2 separate regions of the Homo sapiens genome follow, and region 1 is linked to region 2. The links are chromatin contacts, found by Hi-C or POLR2A ChIA-PET in ENCODE. All regions are on one chromosome and are shown on one strand. Each heading gives the region's core, a stretch centred on a gene start or an enhancer-like site at or near the end of the contact. The rest is flanking DNA. Distances are from core to core; before and after follow the strand shown.

Evidence for each region. Hi-C counts contacts between places; a loop is a spot of excess contacts on that map. ChIA-PET counts read pairs that join two places held with the same protein, here RNA polymerase II (POLR2A). Pooled maps may share reads with other maps.
Region 1: a pooled map shows a loop between it and region 2 (4-fold over the local background). The contact joins the promoter of DPCD here to the promoter of NDUFB8 in region 2. A Hi-C loop is called at or near these places in 2 of 168 maps with a recorded cell type or tissue (CD4-positive, alpha-beta T cell and naive thymus-derived CD4-positive, alpha-beta T cell) and 11 of 50 pooled maps. POLR2A ChIA-PET finds 5 or more read pairs at or near these places in 2 of 52 experiments (MCF 10A and Panc1).

What each region holds. Positions count from the first base shown.
Region 1 is chr10:101,586,712-101,592,603 of GRCh38, reverse strand. DPCD (deleted in primary ciliary dyskinesia homolog (mouse)) reads right to left here and starts at 4,283. Exons shown (of 6, transcript NM_015448.3): 1 at 4,204-4,283. The coding sequence starts at 4,267. POLL (DNA polymerase lambda) reads left to right here and starts at 4,347. Exons shown (of 9, transcript NM_001174084.2): 1 at 4,347-4,782; 2 at 5,198-5,358. The coding sequence starts at 5,244. RefSeq lists enhancers at 3,998-4,327, 4,428-4,707.
Region 2 is chr10:100,527,013-100,533,817 of GRCh38, reverse strand. NDUFB8 (NADH:ubiquinone oxidoreductase subunit B8) reads left to right here and starts at 3,947. Exons shown (of 5, transcript NM_005004.4): 1 at 3,947-4,051; 2 at 4,312-4,438; 3 at 6,744-6,805. The coding sequence starts at 3,967. RefSeq lists enhancers at 3,475-3,524, 3,658-4,240, 5,083-5,252.

The DNA.
Region 1 (5,892 bases), core at 3,034-5,533, 1.1 Mb before region 2:
GACCATGGTTGCACACCACCATGCCCAGCTAATTTTTAAATTTCTTTGTAGAGATGGGGTCTTACTATGTTACCCAGACTGATCTCAAACTCCTGAGCTCAAGTGATCCTCCTGCCTTGGCCTCTCAAAGTGTTGAGAATACAGGTGTGAGCCACCACGCCTGGCCCTTAACTTTGTTTAAAGTGGGTTTTCCCAAACAAGTGTTTTTGTTTTTTAAGAGTGTCTGGCTATGTTCCCTAGGCTGGAGTGCAGTGGCTATTCACAGGCATGATTATAGCACACTACAGCCTCAAACTTCTGGCCTCAAGTGAGCTTCCTGCCTCAGTTTCCCCAGTAGCTGGGATTACAGGTACCCAACACAGGTGTTTAGTTTTTATAAAGCCAACTATATATTTTCTTTCTTTGTGGTTACTGCCTTAGAAGTTGCACTCAGAGCATCTTCCCTTACCCAATGATTATTCGATACTTATCTATACTTTGTTTTAATAGTATATTTATTCTAGAAATAAATGTATATATAAATTATTAAGTATATTAGTATATTTTTGTAAAAGAAAAATAACTGTGAGTGTATGCATGAAATAATATAGAAGTTTATGTATAAAAATATAAATTATGGGCTGGGCGAGGCGGCTCACGCCTGTAATCTCAGCCCTTTGGGAAGCCGATGCAGGCGGATCACCTAAGGTCTGGAGTTTGAGACCAGCCTGGTTAACATGGTGAAACCCTGTCTCTACTAAAAATTAAAAAAAAAATTAGCCGGGCTTGGTGGCGGGCGCCTATAATCCCAGCTACTCAGGAGACTGAGATAGGAGAATCGCTTGAACCCAGCAGGCAAAGGTTGCAGTGCGCCGAGATTGCGCCATTGCACTCCAGTTTGGGCAACAAGAGTGAAACTTGTCTCAAAAAAAAAAGTAAATTATGATTATCTGGGTGGTAATATTATATTTGACTTCTTTATTTTTCATATTTCCACAATGAATGTAATTATTTCTTAAAAAAACAAAAGTAAAATGGAGTCTCATTATCCAGCCCAAGATATCAATAGCCATGATTCTTGGTGGAAGGGAGTAACCTCCCCCCTACTCCCCACACCCCTCCTACACACCCAGGGGTAAATCTGCAGGTTTGACAAGGCTTAACCACATATGCAATACTGAGTTGTTTTTCAGTCTGGGGATAGGGTGGAATCTTAACAATATCATTTTGTGATGCTACTAACAAAAGAACTTAACAAAATCCTGGCTGATAAAATATTTGTTTAAAAACTTCTGTGACCAAAAACAGTGAAAGCAGGGACTCAAGTGGATATTTGTATACTCATGTTCAGAGCAGCATTATCCACAATACCCAAAAGGTGGAAGCAACCCAGGTGTCCATCAACAGATGAATAAATAAACAGAATGCAGTGTAGACATACAATGGATATCACTCAGCCTTAAAAAGGAGCAAAATTTTGACACATGCTACAATATCCATACCTCTGTGCCCACCTCTTCCAGGCACAGCCCTTGGTCCTTGCTCTATCTCCCCTAAAAACACAGGGAACATTTAGAGGTTTACTTTATGAACGATATTACAGCTGGAAAGGATCCAAACAAGTAAAGGGGCCAACTAGAGATCCTGTGGTGAATTAATGGCACAGCTGGAAGTATCCAACTGTGGCAACATGGATGAACCTTGAAGCGTTACACTAAGTGAAATACACCAGTTACAGAAAGACAAATATTGTATGATTCCACTTAGACGAGGTTCCTAGAGCAGTCAAATTCATAGACAGAAAGTAGAATGGTGGTTGCCAGGGGATGGGAGGAGGAGGGAATGAGGAGTTGGCATTTGGTGGGTACAGAATTTCACTTGAGCTGAGTGTAGTGGCACATGCCTGTAGTCCCAGCTATTCAAGAGGCTGAGGTGGGAGGACTACATGAGCCTAGGAGTTCAAGGCTGCAGTGAGCTATGATCGTACCCCACAGCCTGGGTGACAGAGCAAGACCCTGTCTCTAAAAAAAAAAAAAAAAAAAGAATTTCCGTTGAGAAAGATTAAAAAGTTCTGAAGATGGTGGTGATAGTTGCACAACAATGTGAATGTACTTAATGCCACAGAACTGTACACTTAAAAATGATTAAAATGCTAAATTCTGTTATGTATTTATTACCACAATAAAAACAAAAACCACTGTCCTATGAGAAAATGTCCTAAATCTTTAGCAAGGCATAAGAGATCTATCACAATATGTCCCAACTTATCTGTCATCTCTCTTCATTTTCCACAACTTCCCCTCATTGCTCCTTGAGAAAAGGGACCTTTTTATTCTCGCTTCCATCCTGGCACCTAGAATAGTACCTGACATAGTTATAGGTGGTTTGTTCTGACTGAGTGACTGCTTTAACATTACTAAACATTTTGTTATTCCTCTAGTAATCAGGCACGTACCTTCACACCTTCACATAGGGTCCTTATATGTGAGTTGTTCTTTGAATAGCTATCCCCTCTTCTTCACTCAGCAAACGCCTATTAATTCTTTTTTTTTTTTTTTTTTCCAGTTTTTTTGAGACAGGGTCTCGCTCTGTCGCCCAAGCTGGAGTGCACTGGCATGATCTCGGCTCACTGCTGCGTCTACCTCGCTGGCTCAAGCGATCCTCTGGCCTCAGCCACCACAAGTAGCTGGGACTACAGGCATGTGCCATGATGCACGGCTTATTTATTTTTTTGTCTGAGACACAGTCTCACTCACTCTGTCACCCAGGCTGGAATGCAGTGGTGTGATCTCAGTTCACTGCAACCTCCATCTCCCGGGTTCAAGCGATTCTCCTGCCTCAGCCTCCAGAGTAGCTGGAATTACGGGTGCGCACCACCACACCTGGCTAATTTTTTTGTATTTTTAGTAGCGATGGGGTGGTTTCATCATGTTGGCTAGGCTGGTCTCGAACTCCTGGCCTCAAGGGATCCGCCCACTCGGCCTCCCAACATGCTGGGATTACAGGCGTGAACCACCACATCCGGCCATAATTTCCGTATTTTTTGTAGAGATGAGGTTTGGCCATGTTGCCCAAGCTGGTCTCGAACTCCTGAGCTCAAATGATCCGCCCACTTTGGCCTCCCAGAGTGCTGGAATTACGGGCGTGAGCCACTGTGCCTGACCTTATTAATTCTTTAGGACCCAGAAACATCATCACTTCTGTTGGGTCTTCCTCCAAAGAGATGTCACTTACACCTTCACTCTTTCCTACCATTTTATACAAGACTACAACCTCTATTTAACGCTTCTTATTATTTAAGTACATGTTTTTCCCAACCACTCTGAGTCCTGGGACAACATATCTTTTTCTTTCTGTTCTAGTTTAGAGCTTGGCACATAGTAAAAGTCTTCCTAAATGTTGCACGAACGAGTAAATGATTTTAATTTCCACAAACTCCAGGCTTCCCTGATTGGCCCCTGCCTGTGAACATGAGTCACCAGTTGTTATCTTGAAAGCCTCAGGAACTTCAGACGCAATTCATCCTGGCTACCCAGTGGGTCCAGAAAGGACCCAAGTGCACAAAGGGGCCGGCATCGGCCAATCCTAGGGTGGGGAAAAGTTAGGTATCCATGCCCCTGTGCCCACTTCTTCCAGGCACAGCCCTTGGTTCTTGCTCTAGCTCCCCTAAAGACACAGAAAATATTTAGAAGTTCACTTAACAAAAATATTACAGCTGGAAAGGACCTCAGAGATAACAATGGTAGTCCATCCACTTCATTTTATAGATGAGGAAAGTGAGGCCCAAACAAGTAAAGGAGCCGACTGAAGCGCCCGTGGTGAATTAATGGCACAGTCGGAACTAGAGCCCAGGCCTCTCTCCTCTCTAAAGTCTAAAACATTCTTGGATTTCAGTTTCCTCTTCTGTAAAACGGGGTGAAAATTAGCCTCTCAGGACAGTGGTGAGGAGCAAATGAGATAATGAATGTAAAAGAAATTACTATATTAGCAACAGAAATCAGAGCGGAGCGAGATGGTGTAGAGGAATCTAAGGGGTGTCCGGAGACATGTGTTCCAGTCATGTCATCTCTGTGAACCTCAGTCTCCTCATCTGCAAATGCAGGACCTGGCCCGGCTGACCGCCGAGACCCTTCCAGCTCTGCCGACCCAGGCCCTGAGGCCCTTCCCGGAGGGCCGGACCCTGAGGGAAAAAAACGAAGGAGCCCGTGGGGACCCTCGAGTTACCGTCCTGCAGCAGCGCAGTCTTCTGGGCTGTCCGCAGACTCTCCAACCAGCCCGTCACCGCCATCTTTCCCCTGCTAAGCAGCACGCCCAGCCGCTGCCATGGCAACCGTTCCAGAGGGTCACTTCCGGCTGACTCGGAAGCTATTCTGGCCATTTGCCCTCCTTCCCCCCTTCGTCCGCTCTCATTGGCTCTGCTGGTAAGTGGTCTATTCCTGCCCACCCCCGGGTGACTAGCTTGGCCAGTAGTCGACCCCACCCGGGGACCGACTCTGGGGGTTGGAGAGACTCTTGGGGCCGGGGTCGGGCACTCCAGCTTTCTTCTAGCCCCGAGCTGGGATTCCCTGGCCTGCGCCAGCTGCGTACACGGCGAGTACACCGCACCTGCCCGGGACTTCACCCGCAGCTGCGAGACTCCTCCATTCCCGGAGGGCTCCCCACACCTGCTGCGGCCGTGCCCCATCTCCCCGCAGCTGCGGCGCTGAGCACCCCCATGTCGAGAGGCTGAGACCAGGACAGGTGCAGGGCGTTCCCACTCACCCCCGAAAGTCCTCCTCCTTCCTCTGCGAGTCTGTGTTGGAGGTAGAGAAATAGTATGTGGGGTTTATGTGCAGGTCCTCCCCAGGCTCCGCTCCATCCCCTAAAGCTCCATTTCCTAGCCCAGCATCCCATTTGGTAAAGCCCTTCGAAGTGGGCCGCAGCAGGGCTGTGCTGAATCTTTAGCGCAACCCCTCTGAGGAATGGTGTCGTTTCCTACTCCTCAAAAGTACCCCCGATGGCACCAGCCTTCCCCTCATTTCCCGTAATACTCCAACTTCGAAAGGCTGGGGAGTGTGAAGCTAGGCTAAACCACTGAAGTTTAACCGGGTTTGAAGAGACCCCCTCCCCCGACCCGCTTCCCCAAACTGGGCTGCTACCCCCAAAGCCTGGTCAGGAAAGACCCTACCTCCATAGGCAAAGGGGTTGGAGGGCCTCAATTCTGGATTTCCACGTGCAGCAGCCCTGACCAACGCTCCAATAGGCCGGGATCCAGCCATACTTCAATGGATCCCAGGGGTATCTTGAAGGCATTTCCCAAGCGGCAGAAAATTCATGCTGATGCATCATCAAAAGTACTTGCAAAGATTCCTAGGAGGGAAGAGGGAGAAGAAGCAGAAGGTGAGCTGACCCAGTCTCAGAACCCTCGTGTGCTTGAACCCACAGCCTTCATGTGCTTCAGCCCTACGTTGTTTATGTCCAGAATCAGATATTGGAGCTGACTCTGCCTGTCCAGGGCCTGCAGGTCTGTTTGTATCTACCTTGTGCTAAGCTTGGTCCTGGGTCTTGGACAGGCTATTTGCTGTGTTACCTTCTTTTCTACCCGAAGACCTCTATCCATCAGAAAAGACTCCCTGGGCCCTCAGGGAATGACCAGTATAATTTTTGCCCTGAGGACTGGGACAGAAACCCCCCTCCATTACCCAGGCTTGTTGTTAGTTGTTTTGCAGCCAAATTGGCAAATAAATGGCAGAGGCTTTGGAGGCAGGGTTGTCGGGTCTGTCAGACTGTAAGGGCAAGAAACGCGCTTTGTTGAAAGAATAAATGATAAAGGATTCAAAGTATGGAGAGAGGCTGGGCGCGGTGGCTCTTGCCTGTAATCTCAGCACTTTGGGAGGCCGAGGCAGGCAGATCACCTGTGCTCAGGAGTTCGAG
Region 2 (6,805 bases), core at 2,698-5,197:
ACAATTGTATGTCAAAAAATTACAGAACCTAGATGAAATGGACAGATTCCTAGAAAGGCACAAGCTATAATAGCTGATTCAAGAAGAAATGGAAAATCTGAATAGACCTGTAACAAGAGATTGAATTAGGAATCAAAAACATCCCATAAAGAAAAGCCCAGAAACTGGGCATGGTGGCTTACATCTGTAATCCCTACACTTTGGGAGGCAGAGGCAAGCGAATCACTTGAGCCCAGAAGGTCGCGACCAGACTGGGCAACATGGAGAAACCCCATCTCTACCAAATCCCCCCAGCCAAAAAAAAAAAAAAAAAAAAATTAGCAGGCATGGTGGCACGCCTGTAGTTCCAGCTATTCGGGAAGCTGAAGTGGGAGGATCACTTGAGCCCGGAATGTGGAGGTTGCAGTCAACTGAGATTGCACCACTGCACTCCAGCCTTTTGAGACAGAGCTAGGCCTTGTCTCAAAAGAAAAGAAAAGGCTGGGCACAGTGGCTCATGCCTGTAATCTCAGAACTTTGGGAGGCCGAGGTCGGGGGGACCACCTGAGGTCAGGAGTTCGAGACTAGCCTGGCCAACATGGTAAAACCCCCATCGCTATCAAAAATACAAAAATTAGCCAGGCATGGTGGTGCACGCCTGTAGTCCCAGCTACTTGGGAGGCTGAGGCAGGAGAATCGCTTGAATCCCGGAGGCGGAGGTTGCAGTGAGCTGAGATCGTGCCACTGACTCCAGCCTGGGCAACAGAGCAAGATTCCATCTCAGGAAAAAAAAAAAAGAAAAAGAAAAAGAAAAGCTCAAGACCAGATAGATTTACTGATGAATCCTACCAAACATTTTTTAAAAAATTAACACTGGTCTGGGTGCAGTGGCTCATGTCTGGAATCCCAGCACTTTGGGAGGCCACGGCGGGTGAATCACGAGGTCAGGAGACCGAGACCATCCTGGCTAAAACGGTAAAACCCTGTCGCTACTAAAAATACAAAAAAATTAGCCGGGCATGGTGGCGGGTACCTGTAGTCCCAGCTACTCAGGAGGCTGAGGCAGGAGAATGGCGTGAACCTGGGAGGCGGAGCTTGCAGTGAGCCGAGATTGCACCACTGCACTCCAACCTGGGCAACAGAGCGATACTCCGTCTCAAAAAAAAAAAAAAAGAAAGAAAGAAAACTATAGACCAATATTTCTTATGAATATAGATGCAAAAATCCTAACAGAATACTAGCAAACTCAGTGTAACACCATATAAAAGAATTATATACTATGACCAAGTGGGATTTATTCCAGGAATGCAAGGTCAGTTCAACATCTCAGAATGATCAATATAACACACCATGTAGTAATCAATATTTTATTGATTAATATTTATAATCAACATAATACACTATATTAGTAAAAGAAAAAACCCTACATGATCATCTCAATAGACACAGAAAAAGCTTTTGACAAACCCCAACACCCCTTCCTGATAAACACAGGGTTCCAAATGATACTGTAAAAAAGCAAAAAAACCTACAGAGTCAGAGAAAATATTTATGAATTGTGTATCTGATCAGGGAATTGTATCTAGAATACATAAAGAATCCTTACAACTCAACAATAAAAAGACAAACCAATTTAAAAATGAACAAAGGGTTTGAACAGATATTCCTCCAAAGAAGGTATACCATGGCCAATAAGCACATGGAAAGATGCTCAGCATTATTAGTCATCAGGGTACTGCAAATGAAAACTGCAATGAAGTACCATTCACAGGCACTTGCATGGTGATACTAAAAAGAGACAATAACAAGTGTTGATAAAGATGTGGAGAAACTGAAACCCTCTCACACACTGCTAATGGGGATGTAACATGTCACAGCTGCTTTGAAAAACAATTTGGCAGTTCTTCAAAAGTTAAACCACAGAGTTACCCTATGACCCAGCAATTCTACTCCTAGGCATATAACCAAAAGAATAGAAAGCATACATCCAGACAAAAACTTATACAAGAATGTTCACAGCAGCATTATTCACAATAGCCAAACAAGCAGAAACAACTCAAATGTCCATTAACTGATAAATGTATAAATAAAATATTGTACTGTACATTCATATAATGGAATATTATACAGCCCAAAAAGGAATGAAGTACTGATATGTGCTACAACACAGACAAACTTTGAAAACATTATTCTAAGTGAAAGAAAATGGACACAAAAGGCCACATATTGCATGATCCATTTATATAAACTGTCTGAATAGGCAAATCCATAGAAACAGAAAGTAAATTAGTGGTTGCCAGTGGGTAGAGGTAGGGGCAACGTGCTAATGTGTATGGGTTTTTTCGGAAGCAATAAAAATGTTTTAGATAGTGATGATGATTGCACAACTTTGTAAATGTACTAAAAATAACTACTGTACACTTTAAAAGGTTTTTTTGTTTTTGTTTTTGTTTGTTTGTTTTTTGTTTTTGAGACAGTCTCACCCTGTCACCCAGGCTGGAGTGCAGTGGCGTGATCTCGGCTCATTGCAACCTCCATCTCCTGTGTTCAAGTGATTCTCTTGCCTCAGCCTCCTGAGTAGCTGGGATTACAAGTGTACACCACCATGCCCAGCTATTTTTGTATTTTTAGTAGAGATGGGTTTTTGCTGTGTTGGCCAGGCTGGTCTTGAACTCCTAACCTCAAGTAATCTTCCCACCTCAGCCTCCCAAAGTGCTGGGATTACAGGCGTGAGCCACCGCACCCGGCCTAAAAGGGTGAATTTATGGTATGTGAATAATATCTTAATAAAAATAAATAAATTAGATCAACTCTGTTTCTTGACCTAAATTGGATCAGGGTTTGCTATTGGTTGAATGCAGATGTTGTGCAATTATTCTGAACATCAACTAGTGATGTCATTTACAAGACAGCAAGTTGCTGTGTAGTCCTTCCCAAAATTTATATATTAAATAGTATATATCCATATTTGTTTACTTTTTATAACTTAAAAAAAAAGAGACGAAGTCTCACTATGTCACCCAGGCTGGTCTCAAACTCCTGGTCTCCAGCCATTCTCCAACCTAGGCCTCCCAAAGTGTTGGGATTACAGGTGTGAGCCACAGCTCCCAGCTTATATGCATTTTTATTGCTCTGATATATACTTGAGAATGTTTATAATAATAGGTTCTGCTCCAAAACAGTGGTCACCTGAAAAGTCACTGGAAATACGTGCATATTTATAATGTGTAAGTTATTCAAATCCCAAGTGAAAACATTCATATGCAAACATAATAATGTCTCCAATTCTTCTGTTGAGTTAGTTTGTTCATTATGGGCCGGTTTGTAATTTGTTTTATCCAAGTCCTACCAACTCTGAGGCTTTAAGCTGTCTCTGGAGAGCTGCCTCTGGTGATAAGTTTAATTTTACATTTGTTGGGTTGAGGTGACTGAGACATGCAGATGGAAACACGGACTGAAACTAAGGAGCCAATTCAGGGCCGAATTGTGTGTTGCACTGGCGTCTAAGTGAAGATCAACCCATTTGGAGAACAGAACAACAAGCAAGACCAACAGGTGAATTTGAAGAATGATCATGTTTGGGGATGGAAGGAAGTGCCCGTGAAGGAGAGGAAAGCAAGCAGCCAGAGAAGAGAGTAAGACAGGCTCATTTCACTAGTACAGCTCCTGGGGGAGGTGGTTAAGCTGTCTACCTGAGTTGCTCAGGTTCCGAGTTCCCATCATCCCTGGATGGGTCTAAGTCAGCTCAGGGAGAAAAAGGACACAACATTCTGAAATGTCAGAGACCTGCCTGGTTTTCCCTTCTTCCCGCTTATCCTTCCCAGCCTCTATCCAACCCTTGGCTTCCCAACTGCGTATTTAAACCCCGCCCCTGTTGAACCCTTCGGCTTTTCTTCACTCCCGGCTTCCTCCGTCACGTTTGGCCCGGCTCAGCCGCCGTGACAGGCCTTTGCGCATGTGCAGAAGGGAAACGTGAAGAAGGTGAAGATGGCGGTGGCCAGGGCCGGGGTCTTGGGAGTCCAGTGGCTGCAAAGGGCATCCCGGAACGTGATGCCGCTGGGCGCACGGACAGGTCCGCGAGAACGGGCGAGACCTCAGTGTGGGAAGGGGGTACCTGAAATTTGGTGTATCGGGAGGGGGGATCGTAGATGCCGCGGCGGCAGCCTCCGGGTAGGGAGTGGAGGTGGCGTTGATATATCCAGAAAATGGGGTGGAGGATCGCACTGATCCTGCGAAGTCCCGGGCTCGGACCTCTGCAGCCCCTGCGACTTGAAGCCTTCGGAGCGGCTGGAGAGCGGGCTCGCTTCTGACCTGTTCTCTTCTGCGTTCTAGCCTCCCACATGACCAAGGACATGTTCCCGGGGCCCTATCCTAGGACCCCAGAAGAACGGGCCGCCGCCGCCAAGAAGTATAATATGCGTGTGGAAGACTACGAACCTTACCCGGATGATGGCATGGGGTGAGACAGAGAGGGTATGCTCGCACCCAAGTAGTGATGGGAGAAGGCCGGCTGGGTTGGGTGGCTTGACTGTGACCCTTTTTCCCGAACCTTCTCGTGACCCCTCAGAGTCAATGGAGTGGGTGCTTTTCTCTGTGGAGGGAGGTGGGAGGGGGGTGGGTGAGCAGCTGCAGCTGAGAGGACTTCAATTTTCTCCTTGGCTCAGGCTGTTTCCTCAAATGAGGAAGCCGAGGTTTTAATGGCTCCCTCGAGGACCCCCGAATAGCAGGAGCCTTCCTTGGCTCTATCCAGAGCGTCGAGTTTCATTTAGATTGAGCATCTGCTGCGCTCAGGTGCTGTCATCCAGGCATGTGACCAGGCTGGAGCTGGACTCCTGTCATGAGAATCTTATTTGTAAACGGAGTACTCTATATTTGTGTGTATGTCTCTTTAAAAAAAATGTTTTTCTGTTAGTGCTGTGGAAATCGTAGCAACTATTAAGCAGATTAAACAGCCAGCCCCCTTACGTACTCCAGTTGATGTTATCCTATCCCTTCCACACTCTTCCGTATCCATACCCACATAACATCCCAATGGTTAATTATCTGAAGTGATTATCATCGCCTTTATTTCCTGTCCTAATGTCACTCTTTCAATCTTGGTTTCAGCAACTTCTATTCTTCTTGTTATACACTCATTTTCTGTAGCATATGTCTAGTTGTCATCATTTCCTGTTTTTTCTTATGTTGTGGACAAGAGCAGCCTTGTTCGAAGCCAGTGTCAGATGAACCTGGATTTGTTGGGGAAAACCCAGCTTAGCAAGAGGTCCCATGAGGTGTTTGAGACGCAGAGATGAATGCCAACTGGGTGGTCAAGAACACAGTTATTACGAGAAGAGTGCTTTTCTAATCTGTACCCTTTTTGTTTTTATTCCAATTAGCTGGGTGACTTTGGATTCAGACTCTAAACTTTAATTTTTCATTTTCTATCTAATGAGGGAATCAGAGTACAGTCATATGTCACTTAACAACAGGGATACATTCTGAGAAATGGGTTGTTAGGTTATCTCCTCATTGTATGAACATTAGGAGTGTACTTACAGAAACCTAGATGGTATGGCCTGCTACACACCTCGGCTTTATGGTATGGCCTGTTGCTCTGAGGCCACAAACCTGTACAGCATATTGCTATACTTAATACTGTGGGAAATTGTAACACAATGGTATTTGTGTATCTAAACATAGAAAAGGTACATAAAAGTATGCTATAAAAGATAAAAAATGGGCCAGGCACAGTGGCTCACGCCTGTAATCCCAGCACTTTGGGAGGCCAAGGCAGGCAGATCACGAGGTCAGGAGATCAAGACCAGCCTGGCTAACGTGGCGAAACCCTGTCTCTGCTAAAAATACAAAAATTAGCTGGGCGTGATGGCAGGTGCCTGTAATCCCAGCTACTTGGGAGGCTGAGGCGGGAGAATTGCTTGAACCCGGGAGGTGGAGGTTGCAGTAAGCTGAGATTGTGCCATTGCCCTCCAGTCTGGGCAACAAGAGCAAGATTCCGTCTCAAAAAAGAGAAAAAGATAAAAAATGGTACATATGTATAGGGCAGCTTTATTATAAACTTATGGGACCCCCTTCGTGTATGTTGTCCGTCATTGACTGAAATGGTATGTGGCACATGACTGTAATTGATTGCTAAATTCCCTTTCATCTCTAATATCACACGATTGTGTGACTTTTTTTCTTTTTATTGAAAGAAGTTTGGGGAAGCTGGGTTTTTTTGTTTTGTTTTGTTTTTTTCAGACAGTTTCACTCTTGTTGCCTAGGCTGGAGTGCAATGGTGCGATCTGGGCACACTGCAACCTCCACTTCTTGGGTTCAAGTGATTCTCCTGCCTCAGCCTCCTGAGTAGCTGATATTACAGGCACCTGCCACCACACCCAGCTAATTTTTGTATTTTTAGTAAAGGTGGGGTTTCACCATGTTGACCAGTCTGGTCTTGAATTCCTGACCTTAGGTGATCTGCCCACCTCAGCCTCTCAAAGTGCTGGGATTATAGGCATGAGCCACCACACCTGGCCCAGGGAAGGCTTATGTACATTAAAATATTTCAGAGTTTGCCATGAACTTTTAAATACAGTGTGGACTTCTATGGTTAATTCTGTGCTTAGTGACTAGAACTTGAGCTCTTGCCTTGAGGTTTAGTTCCTTTGTCCTTAGGTGAGGCAGTTATCTCTGTCACTTTGTTTCTCATCTATAAGATGAGGAGACTCTGAATTGTCTGAGGCTGCTCACAGCCCTTTCCAGAAGTTCTTGCTGTCTTTCAGGTATGGCGACTACCCGAAGCTCCCTGACCGCTCACAGCATGAGAGAGATCCATGGTATAGCT